Linked DNA regions of Homo sapiens: all the other regions are linked to region 1. The links are chromatin contacts, found by Hi-C or POLR2A ChIA-PET in ENCODE. All regions are on one chromosome and are shown on one strand. Each heading gives the region's core, a stretch centred on a gene start or an enhancer-like site at or near the end of the contact. The rest is flanking DNA. Distances are from core to core; before and after follow the strand shown. Region 1 overlaps TAB2 (TGF-beta activated kinase 1 (MAP3K7) binding protein 2). Region 2 has its middle 14 kb from the start of TAB2-AS1. Region 3 has its middle 44 kb from the start of TAB2-AS1.

Region 1 (4,046 bases), core at 1,329-3,828:
TCTAAATTCTTCATCCTCAGGTCTCCTCTCTCTTACCTTTTTTTCATTATTCCCTGTGTCAGTGTCAGCACCTTCTGCTGAAACTCACTACAGCGTATCTCTACAAAATCTCTTGCCTTTCTTAGGGAGGAAAGTGACACGATTCAGCCAGTTTTTAGGAAGCTAGCCAAGTTTGTTACCACTGTGAAATACAGTTTAGAAAGGCTTAGCCAGGCATAAGGCCTGTAATACTAGAGTCTTGAGAGGTTGAGGCAAGAGGATTGCTGAAGCCAGGAGTTTGAGACCAGCCTGGGCAACATAGCAAGACCCCATCTCTAATAAAAATAAAAAACTAACTCGGCAGGTAAAGTGCACCTGTAGTCCTGCCTACTCAAGAGGCTGAGTTGAGAGGATCACTTGAGCCCAGGAGTTCGAGGCTGCATATCTATGATTACATGACAGCACTCCAGCCTGGAAAATAGAGCAAGACCTTGTCTCTTAAAAAAAAAAAAAAGAAAACCTTAAGAGTAGAACAAGCAGTCAAACAAGAGGTCATGGTGTTAGGTGATTGCCCAGATAACACATACTTGAACAAGGACATTGTGGTGGAAAAGAGAAATTTTTGTGAAAGTAATCAGTGAAACTTTGCCATTGATTATATGTGGAGAGGAAAAGAATTGAGAACTCTGAGGTTTCTAGCTTCAGAAGCATGTCATTTATAATTAACAGAGAAATACATTAGTGAGTAGGAGGCAGTGAGTTGAGTTTTGGACAAGGTGACTTTAGGTTGCCAGCATGGTATTGTCAGGCTATTAGTTTACTTGTTCCAGTCCCACCCCTCCCTTCCGCCTCCCTCCTTCCCTCACTCGCTCACTGAATTCCATTGCTATTAGTCTAAGAACTTCCCTTTAGGAAAAGTAATTTTTTTTAGTCACAGTCAGCAGTAGAGCTTGAAATTTGTGGAGACCAATTCCCCATTTCCTACCCACATTCTCATTATCCTCTTTTGGTCCGTTTCCCCAGGGAAAAAGGTGAAGATTATTTAGAATAATATCTACTACCATCATTACTACCACCCCACCCCACCTCACCTCCAGGAAATTGGTAGAAAAGTTTATATATAGATATGTATGTATGTATGTATTATATATATAAAAAATATATGTGTGTATATATAACATATATATAATATTTACATACATATATTTGAGACAGGGTATTACTCTGTCACCCAGGCTGGAGGGCAGTGGTACAATCATAGCTCACTGCAGCCTTAACTTCCTGGGCTCAGCCTTAACCTCCCACCTTAGCCTCCCAAGTACCTGGGACTACAGACACCAGCCACCATGCCTGGCTAATACTTTTTTTCTAACTTTTTGTAGAGGCAGGGTTTTGCTGTATTGCACAGGCTAGTCTCAAACTCCTTGGCTCAAGTGATCCTCTTGCTTTGGTCTCCCAAAGTGCTGCGATTACAGGTATGAGCCACTATACCTGACCTAGTTTTTTATTTTTACATCAAATAAATGAAGCAACTTGGCAGGGCTCTTTGAAGAAAAATACAATTTTATGAAGTGTTTGTGATTAAAATATTAATAAGCAGAGTAACACCTCATTCATCTAGTATTCTTAGGTAGTAAGTACATAAAATGATTGAAACTTACTCCTGAATCTATTTTAGAGATTTTATAGAGATTTTACAATATATTATGTATATTGTGTGTAGATAAATATAGATATTCATACCTCCAAATCTATTTCTTTATAATGTTTCACATACTTTGCTGCTTTCTGAAATAGTAACACCTCCTCCCCTCCCCCACTTTTACCCTGCATACTAAACCTTTTCTGGAAGATAGAAATAAACATTTTGTTTCAGAGCTTCAGAATGAGTCAGGAACCCCGGGTTCTAGTCCAGGGCCTGGCACTAAGTTGCTATATGAGAACTGAATCATAGATTCTAGAACAGTGCCTGGCACGTAGTAGTGCTTAACCAATATGTTTGGAATGAATCATTGTCTTGTGCTGACTTTAGTGCTCCTTCCTTGATTTATTACTTGGAATTCATTGCTGCCTAGTAAATAAGCTTCTGGGTTCTTAATTAAATAGGAGTATCTAGGTTCTGATAGAGGTGAACTATAAGCCTAATTTATGTCTGTTTTAACTCCTTAGTGGAACTTTTGGCTTATCTTGATGTATTTTCTGGTACTCGAAGTTGCCAAACAGATGATCTTCTGTGCTTGATTTATTGGGGGCACTTGCTGAGTACTTTATATGTGCCTATATTATGTATATGCAGTGTTCTATGTGTAAGCACATAGCACATGTCTCCGGGGATCTTATAACTTAGATGAAGAGACACAGAAGTAGACTGTAAGAGAATAATTAAATGTTGATTCATAAAGCATTGACCTACAGCTACATTAGTAGTTGTAGGAAAAGATCCATGTGGGCTGAAGCAGGATAAAAAGAATTCAAGTAGAAGGTGAAATTGGAATTGGTTTTGAAGAGGTAGTTAAGATTTTGATAAGCCTCAAGGTGAAGACATAACATTCTAAGCAAGGGCAGTAGTGTAGTAAGCAAAGAAAGGAAAGTGTGGGTTGAACATGTTCAGACAGGCCTGCCCAGATTCCTAAGGGTGTGGGGACTGCTGGGAAATAGAAGCAGGTGAATTTAATAGAGTAGTTTTAATCTGCAAGACCCTGAAGGGATCCAGGGATACAATTTAGAGGGCTGCATGCATTTAGATAAAAAAAAAAAAGTGACATCTTTATATTTTTATGAACTTTGAACTGAAATTTAGCATTTACTTTTAATAAGATTTTAAGCGGCAGACTACAGTAATATTAGCAGTACGTATATCTTTTATTACTAATAGAAAAAGCACAGATATTTTCAGATTACAGCTGTTGATATCTCTATAATTTATGCATATTACTACTTCAGAATTATGGTTTTTATTAGACTCCCACTAGATTTTATTGTATTATTACTAAAGAAGCATATGTATGAATATATCACATACAAGGTTTTTAAAAACACTTGATAACTGTTTCGGTATAATTGGTTTTCTTAGTAATGTATATTTTATGCATTTAAAACCATATTTTCAAAAACAACTATATTTTAGTAAAACTGGCTTTCTTTATAATCCTAGATATTGTATTTTATGCATTTAAAACCACTCTGAGGGGGACTCTGTAGCTTTCTCCAGACTGCCAGAGGGATTCATGACCCCCGATCTAGTGGAACCAAACTGGAGAAGGCATTGAAAAACCACACTGAGGGGTTTTAGCTGAAGTGATAAGCAGGAAAGGAGCCTTGCCAATTTTGTTCATTTGTTTGTTTTGTTTCAGTTACAGAATAGATGTGTTAACATAGAAAATTTCAAAGTTTCAACCAGTTTAGAAAAAAGGGTCAAACTCTTCTTAGCTCACAATTGTAGATAAACTGTTTAAAAAAATAACAGAAACTCATCTTGTAACACCACAGTCACTATCCTTCCTCTTTTATTATTTATCTGTTTCAGTTTATTAAATTCCTCTGCAATTGAGTGAAATATTTAAAGTGGTTATATAGGAAACTTTCTTAATCTCTTATACTATACTTACACAGAGGGTGGGAAGACTGGCAGGGAGCTAAGCAGTGGGTCTGGTCATTTATATGTTTGATGATAGGGATAGGGTGGTAAGCAGTTAGAGATAGAGTAAAATTGCAGGAGATATTGGAAAGAAAAAATAATAGAACTTGGTGGTATGGGAGCTGAGATGCATGGAGTCAGGTAAGAGAGAGTATCAGGAAGAAAGTTAAGTATAGGGTGCCTAAATTAGGATTCCTAGAATAATATTATACAGGTCCACAATGCTTTATCTGAAACCCTGAGGCCAGCTGTGTTTTGGGATTCAAACATTTTTGGATTTGGGAAAGGTAACGTGTATATTGTATATTACATAACTCTCCCAGCAAGGTCTGAGGTATCATCCTGTAACTAGACACTAGTATCTCTGCAGTGAAGGTGAAAATATTCACAGTAAGTGGGCTAAATCAAGCCTGTAAATAACCTTACATCG
Region 2 (4,144 bases), core at 848-3,347, 65 kb before region 1:
CCTTCTTTCACTTGGTATATATGAGATATAGCCATGTTGTTGCATATATCTGTAATTCGTTTCTTTTATTGCTAAGTAGTATTCAACTACATGAATGTATCACATTTTGTTTATCCATTGCCCAACTGAGTGACATTTGGTTGTTTCCAGTTTTTGGTGATTACAAACGAAGTCAATATAAAGATTCACATACAGATTTTTGTGTGGACATAGGTTTTCATTTCACGTGGGTAAATACCTAGGAAAGAAATTGCTGGGTCCTACAGCAAGCATACATTTAACTTTACAAAAAGCTGCCAAACTGTTTTCCAAAGGGCTGTGCCATTTTGCAGCCACATCAGCAATAGATGAGAGTTCCAATTGCTCCAAATTCTTGCTAATGTTTGATAATGTTGATTTTTGTTTATTTTAGCTATTCCAATTCAGTGTTTAATGGTATTTGTGGTCTTGATTTGCATTTCCCTAATTATTAGCGATGTAAAACATCTTTTTATGTGCTTATTTGCCATCCATGTAGCTTCTTTGATCAAATGTTGGTTGAATTCTTCTGCTCATTTTTTAACTGGGCTCTATGGTTTTCCTATTATTGAGTTTTGAGAGTTCTTTACACTAGTTCTTTATCAGATATATGTTTTGCAAGTACTTCTTACCAGTCTGTGGCTTTTCATTTTCTTTACCACTGCATTATTCCTTTTTTTCTTTAGTTCAAGAGATCTATTGTATAGCACGATGACTATAGTTAATAACAGTATATTGAATACTTCAAAACCGCTAAGAGAGTAGATTTTAAGTATTCTCACCACAAAAATAATGATAAGTATATGAGGTCATGAACATGTTAATTAGCTAGATTTAACATTCTACAATCTATACATCTATCAAAACATCATGTTTTACACCATAAATATATATAATTTTTACTTGTCAATTTAAAAAGTAAAAATTAACACATTTTTAAAACAACATTTAGAATCCAGACCTTGCACATTTTCATCACAGATGCACATGGCACCAGTGATGTATTATCCAGAGCTTGGGGCAAGCCTCTCCGACGTACACATGGTCAACTCGCCCAGCTTTGTCTTTCAGTTTCTTCTCTTTTTTGGATCTAGAGGAAGTGTATCACATAAAAGAGTGGTGAAGATGACATAGAGGAGGTACTGTCTTGAAGGATTCTGGTCTTGAAGAGTGAGAAGTATTACTGATCCACTGCTGTTGCAAAAAACTGGGTAGTCAGAGGGTTACGGGGTGGTATAATAATGAAAGCCCTGAAGTTGGAATGAATCTGCTGCCATGTCGCTCTATCTCTCTGCACCTTATTCTTTTTTTTTTCATTTTGACTTAGTTGAAAATACTGTCAAAAATATTACTGTTAGCTACTTGGGAGGCTTAGGTAAGAGGATTGCTTGAGCCCAGGAGTTAGAGGCTGCAGTGAGCTATGATTGCCCCACTGTACTCCAGCCTGAGTGACAGAGTGAGACCTTATCTCTAAAAAATATATATATTTTTTAAAAAAGAATATTATTGACCTGACTGTGTTTGGAAACTCCTGCTCTGTAAAACACACATAAAAATAATGGACAGGGTTCCTGTTCTAGGGATGTAAATAATTTCATTGGTGTGCTAGTACATAACTTAATCTTACCTAAGGGTAAGAAAAAAGCTCTGCTCCATGAGGTCATCCAGAGACCCAGGTTCTTTCTAGCCTGTGGCTCTATTACCCTCGGGCCTATTGTTCTCATCTGTTAGTTAAAGTTAATTCACTCTCACTTTATCTGCATTTCTACCTGAGTGAAAAGAGAAGGCAGAGCACAAGCTACTTCCTTTTTAGGACATGACCCAGAAGTTACAGGACATGACCCAGAAGTTACTAACATCCTTTTGGCCACATATTAGTTACCTATCTACAGCTAGCTGCTCAGAAAACTTGAAAATGAACTATTTAGCTGGACAATCATGTGCTCTGCTTAAAACCCTACTCTATGGAAGAGTCTACGTAGGGGATCACATAGCAGTCCAGCATAGAGAGGAAATGGAGGTGTGGTAACTAAAATCAGATCTTCTTACTCATACTCACGGACAACCAGAAAGCAGAAGCTGCCTTTTGCAAACTCAAAGTTACTTTTGAGGTTAACGGAAAGTTGAATAAGATGTTCCTTTGCTCACTTCAAGCTGAAGACAGAAAGGAGTTAAGTGGCCTCACACTCTGAAGGACGCTGAGCATCAACAGTGTCAGACGCCCACACAAAACCCACACCACACAGTCCCTAGCCCCACCCCCAACCCCCCAAAGACTGAGTTAGTGAAGTAAGAGGAAGTCATTGAGTAATTGCCCTTCTGAGGAATGTAATTTTCTGTTGTAAGAGGTCATTCCTTCCCCACCCTAGGAGAAAGGGAAAAAAACAGGTTATATCCCTTCTCAAAGATAAATGAACAAGGCTCAAGAAAACCACTTTAAAAAATTAGAGGAGTGTTTCTCATGCAGGAGCAATTTGGCTCCCCAGATGGGATGACCAACAATTCCAGTCTAGGTTGGGACTGAAGAGTTTCCCAGATGATTTCATTTCCTACTTTGGTTCTAACAAATTAGCACAAACGTAGGGACTTAAACAACGCAGACATATTATCTCACAGTTCTGGAGGTCAGAAGTCTCACTAGATTAAAATCAAGGTGGTGACAGGGTCATGTTCCTTTTGGAGGCTCTAGAAGAGAATCCACTTCTTGCCTTTTCCAACTTCTAGAGGCTGCCTGTATTCCTTGGCTCATGGCCCCTTCCATCTTCAAAGGCAGCAATTACATCGCTCCAACCTCTGCTCCTGTTGTCACGTTTCCTTCTCTGACTCTGACACTGCTGCCTCCTTCTTACAAGGATCCTTGTGATTACCATGTGCCCACCCAAATCATCCAGGATAATCTTCTCATCTCAAGATGCCTAACTTAATCACACCCACAAAGTCCATTCTGTCATATAAGGTAGCATATTCACAGACTTGGGGGATTTGCCTGTGGTCAGCTTTAGGGAGACATTATTCTGCATCCCTTACCAGTTCATGGGATTTTTAGACTTGACATCAGGAAAGTTGGTCACGCTATTGCCACAAAATCTTTGGCAATATCTGAAAACATTTTAGATTGTCACAATTGTCATCTAGTGCAGGGGTCCCCAACCCTGGGGCCACTGGAGCATGAGTCCTATTGTGAACTGCACGTGAGGGATCTAGACTGTGCACTCTTCATGAGAATCTAATGCCTTATCATTTGAGGTGAAAGAGTTTCATCCAGAAACCATCACCCCCACCCCCTTACCTCCCCGCACCCTTCGCCCCATGTCCATGGAAAAATTGCCTTTCATGAAACTGGTCCCTGGCGACAAAAGCATCGAGGACCACTGATCGAGTGGGTAGAGGCCAGGGATGCTGTTAAACATCCTACAAGATACTGGACAGCCCCTCGCAGCAAAGCATTATTCAGCCCAAAATGCCAAGGCTAAACTCAATATTAGAGGTACATAGAAAAGTCAAGAATGGCATCCTTAGATGGTGAAATTGATGAGCTCCTCTCTGCCGAGCTGAGGTGGGAAAAAGAAGATGGAGGGAAATGGCAGGTCTTAGACAAGGGCAGCAGTGAGAGGCATGCGTTTCTATTCTTGGCATGGAACAAACATTTCAGTTTCCTGTGGGTTGAGTGGCTCTCGTGAAAACGGGCTGGGAGGAAGCTGCCCTGTCAGTGCCATGCTCTGAGGATCTGTCCACCAAGTGAGTGAACTCTGGCAGCAAGGGCAAACTGCCAGGGCCAGGTGCTGTGGAGGCTGGACCAGAGTGGGCCAGAGCAAGACTTTCCAAAAAGGGAACTGTGCAGTGGAGGAAGTGTCACATAGCCTCCTAAAACTTATTTGAAAAGTCTGTGGGCAAATCAGCCTCTGGATGCCTGCCGCAAAGACAGCATCCACAGCCCATCAGGTCATTGCAGCAAAAGAAGCTGTAACAACCAACATGAGGAGATTGGGATTGTGCCCCTACTTTGTCTCTGGTCCCTCAGAATGAAATGATGAAAGAAAACAGAAGGGCAGAACACACACCTTCCGTGTTCAATGTCCTTTCTGCCAGAAGTCTGACCTGTAATGGGACACAGAGAAAGTTTTAC
Region 3 (3,865 bases), core at 607-3,106, 120 kb before region 1:
TGATAAGGTGATATCATTTGATTTATGTATTAATTGGGTTGGGATAGGCTTTGTCAGTAACAGTTTTCTAAAAAAAAGAAATCTCAATGGCTTAATGCAATAAAGACTTACTTCTTGATCACATAGTGCCTGATACAAATTGGGCGGCCCTCCTCCATCTTAAATATATTCCAACTACAGCACATGGTCTCCATGATCATCATAGAAGGGAAAAGAGAGCTAGAGGATCCACAGGAAGATTTTCAGTGCCAGGCCTACCTAGAAATGTTCATCTCACTCCTGTCCATTTTCCCATTGGCCAGAATTGTCCAAGACCCACCTGGCCCATGAAGGCTTGGAAAGGGAGAGGGACACCTGACCACTGGGTGAGCATGAAGAATCTCTGCCACATATTTTCCTTAAACAATTCATCTCTCTCATTAGTTGCCTTGTTTAAATTGCTGTTGTTAAATACATTTAGTTAAGTATTGGCGAATGAATTAGTCAAGAAAGGAGAAATATATTCATCAAGGTTAAAAAAAAATTAAAAGCCGGTACCAGACACATCTTCTTCTGAGTCATCTCAGTGTGATTTATCTAGTAATGAGTTAAATGTTTGCTGTATATTTACCACGGAGTGAGACAGAGCAGCCTTTATGTTCTCAGCAACAGCTTCGAACGCTGCCAGCATTAGAACCTATTTGTTTTATTGAGAAGAGGGATTGTTGGCTGGAACACAAGGGCTCCCCATTACTCTTTCTGGAAAAAGCAATGGGAACTTTAACTTTTCTCTGGACAGCTACCAACATCTATCAGAAGAAACAAGAGTGTAACGTCTCTTTCTGAAGGGCCGCACTTAGAATGCCTAACAGCCTCCCAGCCTCTACTGGTGTCAGCAGTGGATAGAAGTCCAAATGCAAGCTATTCTGTGTTTACTGGAAGTGCTAAAGTGAATCAACCCTATAAACGGAAAACAACAAACTGACCTGACCTGGAATACTAAATGAAACCGAAGTCCAAAGGTACCAAGCTCAAAATCAAGAGCAGAGGCATTCAAGTGTACCCTCTTCCCCCCAGGATTAATTCTGAGTTCAGACAGAGACATATTCTATGACCTCAAGTAGAAGACTTCATGTCTCTGCACTTTGGCTAACTCAAGGTCAAACTCAAGTCTCTATCAAAGTTTTCTACTTCTCAAAGTTGAGTTTTCTAAAACTCTTTTTTTCAACTGACTGCTGACTTTAAATCTTCCACATGGCTTCCTTCAGCTTCAGTAGACTATCTGCTTCCTCCTAATTCACAGAGAAAACTGAGAAACGAGTGAGAAAACTCCCAACTCTGTCCACACTGCCCACAAGTTTTTCAGCCAAGTATTTTCCACTTCCTGTCCTGTTCATTCCTCCACCCACCACTGCCTGGCTTCCACCTTCGCTGCACCACTGAAGCTGCTCTGGTTAACACTGCTGCTGCCTTAACCTGAAGAACACTTGTAAATCCCTGTCTCATTTGACCTTCCCTTGGCATTCAGTACGGCTGTTGACCATTTCTTCACTTTCCATTCTGCTGGTTCCTGGTTCTCCAGGTTTCTGGTTCCCCTAACACCTACCAAGTCTCTTTAATGCCTTCTTAAATGTTGCTGTTGCCCCAGGTATCCCATTTAGCTCTCGGCTAATTCATTGAACAAGGCTTTCTTGAATGAGGAAGAACTTAGTGGAAAGGCTAAAGCCAATCAGCTCCTCAGAGTGAAAACGGGCACAAGGGTTGGCACCAGAAAAACAGAATAGAATAAGATCCACCCCTGTCCTCATGGACCTATGCTCTGGATCTCATTTGATTGCCCCAGCATCTACCCAGGCGCCCACGCTGAAAACTGTCACACTCACAGCCAAAAGATCCCCGAATACAGTCACATCTGTCTTTTGAAAATCTTTTGCATCTGCTCACTCTGCTTCCTCTGTGTGGTCATCAGCTGAGTTCCAGCTTTTGTCATCCATCACCTGGACCAATGGCAATAAATCTTCCTTGTTCACTCTGACTCCAGCCTCACGTCCCTCCAATCTTTCCTGCATATTGCATTCACAATGATTTTTAAAACACTCAATGTGGTCACATCATTCTTCATTCAAATCTTTTCAGTAGTTCCCCCATCATCTCCTTACGAGGCTTCTCATGAGCTGGCTCTCACCAGCTTCTCCTGTATCTCTTCTACTACTCTCCTGCGCACATCATAGCCTCCAAAATTAATAACCACCTTAGAGTTTCCCTGAGTGTTGACATGTTATCACACTTACACAGCAATAGCCTTAAGAAATCCTTTACAATCATGTGACTGAGATTCTTCATGTTATCTATGTAGTTTACTTTTTATACCACAAGTCTTGCACATAAAAGCACATTGACTTACTCATCTAACAGGCATCTCAAACTTAACTTATCTGACACAGAAAAACCTGCTCTTTCCTGCTCTTCTCCATCTTCACTGCTCAGGCCCGAAAACTCGGAGGCAAACACAATTCCTCTCCCTTTCCAATATGTCCAAATCAGCTGTCAACTCCATACCCAATATATAGCCCAAAGCAATCCACTTCACTCCATCACCATGGCTGTCTCCACAGTCCATGTCACAGTCTCCAGATGACTATAAAACTTCCCAGCAAGTCTCCCTGCATCCAGTCTTGCCCCCTTAGAATCCATTCTCCACACTGCAACCCACGTGATCATCTAGGAACATAAATCCTATCATGTCACTCCTTGTTTAAGACCCTCCGATGGTTTCCTTGAAACTTAGAGGAAATTTCAAACACTTTCAGAGCCCTGTGTGAATCAGCCACACCCTCCCCACTCCTCCTGTGTACCCCTGTCTTTCCCGCACCCTCTGTGCTCCAGTCACACTGAACTTCCTTCTGTCTCAAACACACCAGCCTTATTCCCACCTCAGACCCTCGCAGTGGCTGTTCCCTCTCCATGAGATGCCCTTCTTGCAGAGGCCGGCTCCCTCCTGATGTTAGATGCCAGCTTAAATATCACCTCTTCAGAAAAGCCTTTCAGGATTACCATGCCTAATGCACCTTCATCACATCACCCTGTCCTATTGGTATTATGGCTCTTACCACTGCCTGACTTTAAATCAGCTCTCTCCCCTCATGAAAGTATAAGGCCCCAAGGGCAGGAACTTGTTTATTACTATATCTAGTGGTGGTATCCAAATTATTTAACAACAGGTCTGGCATAGACTCCAACCCATCAGAAGGGATGCCCATCTGTAAACCCTCAGCTGGCCTGACTGCAAAGTAGTCACTGGACATCAGCCTTCTTGTGTCCTGCATCTGAACAGTGTGACTCTCAATACATGTCAGTTGAATGGGTGAATGAATAAATTAACAACTGTTTCTTGGTTAGGTTCACTGTTCCATCAGGAACACAGGCCTTCACTGTTTTTCTTAAAAAATATATTTATTTATATATTTATTTTTGAGACTGGGTCTGGCTCTGTCACCCAGGTGGAGTGCAGTTACATGATCACAGCTCACTGCAGCCTCAACTTCCCAGGCTCCAGCGTTCCTTCCTCATTAGCCTCACAGGTAGCTGGGACCACAGGCACATGCCACCACATCTGGCTAATTTTTGTATTTTTGGCCGAGATGGGGTTTCACCATGTTGCCCAGGCTGGTCTCGAACTCCTGAGCTCAAGCAATCCACCCGCCTTAGCCTCCCAAAGTGCTGGGATTACAGGTGTGAGCCACCGTCCCCAGCCACAGGTCTCCATTACTAAAGAAGGGTGTACTGAGCCCCTACATGTCCAGGCCTGATCTGCACCCACTGAGAGGCCCCTCGGTTTTCCTGCACAGGTTACTTCTCTTCAGGGACTGTTGTTGTTTTTAAATTT

The links. Hi-C counts contacts between places; a loop is a spot of excess contacts on that map. ChIA-PET counts read pairs that join two places held with the same protein, here RNA polymerase II (POLR2A). Pooled maps may share reads with other maps.
Region 2: a pooled map shows a loop between it and region 1 (2.0-fold over the local background). The contact joins two enhancer-like sites. A Hi-C loop is called at or near these places in 3 of 50 pooled maps. POLR2A ChIA-PET finds 5 or more read pairs at or near these places in 10 of 52 experiments (CD4-positive, alpha-beta memory T cell, GM10248, HEK293 and 6 more).
Region 3: a pooled map shows a loop between it and region 1 (2.6-fold over the local background). The contact joins two enhancer-like sites. A Hi-C loop is called at or near these places in 2 of 37 single-sample maps with no recorded cell type and 9 of 50 pooled maps. POLR2A ChIA-PET finds 5 or more read pairs at or near these places in 8 of 52 experiments (B cell, BJ, MCF 10A and 5 more).

The regions. Positions count from the first base shown.
Region 1 is chr6:149,334,198-149,338,243 of GRCh38, forward strand. All of the region lies in intron 1 of TAB2 (TGF-beta activated kinase 1 (MAP3K7) binding protein 2), which reads left to right. Among named protein-coding and RNA genes, the nearest start is that of TAB2, 19 kb to the left of the region's middle. RefSeq lists an enhancer at 2,516-2,665. Within about 2 kb of position 2,579, at least 11 of the 41 ENCODE cell types and tissues checked have a DNase peak (open chromatin) inside an H3K27ac peak, as active enhancers do.
Region 2 is chr6:149,269,719-149,273,862 of GRCh38, forward strand. It overlaps a transcript of TAB2 not described here. Among named protein-coding and RNA genes, the nearest start is that of TAB2-AS1, 14 kb to the left of the region's middle. RefSeq lists an enhancer at 1,631-1,730 and a silencer at 2,261-2,310. Within about 2 kb of position 2,098, at least 8 of the 41 ENCODE cell types and tissues checked have a DNase peak (open chromatin) inside an H3K27ac peak, as active enhancers do.
Region 3 is chr6:149,211,720-149,215,584 of GRCh38, forward strand. No RefSeq gene overlaps it. Among named protein-coding and RNA genes, the nearest start is that of TAB2-AS1, 44 kb to the right of the region's middle. RefSeq lists an enhancer at 1,373-1,492. Within about 2 kb of position 1,857, at least 2 of the 41 ENCODE cell types and tissues checked have a DNase peak (open chromatin) inside an H3K27ac peak, as active enhancers do.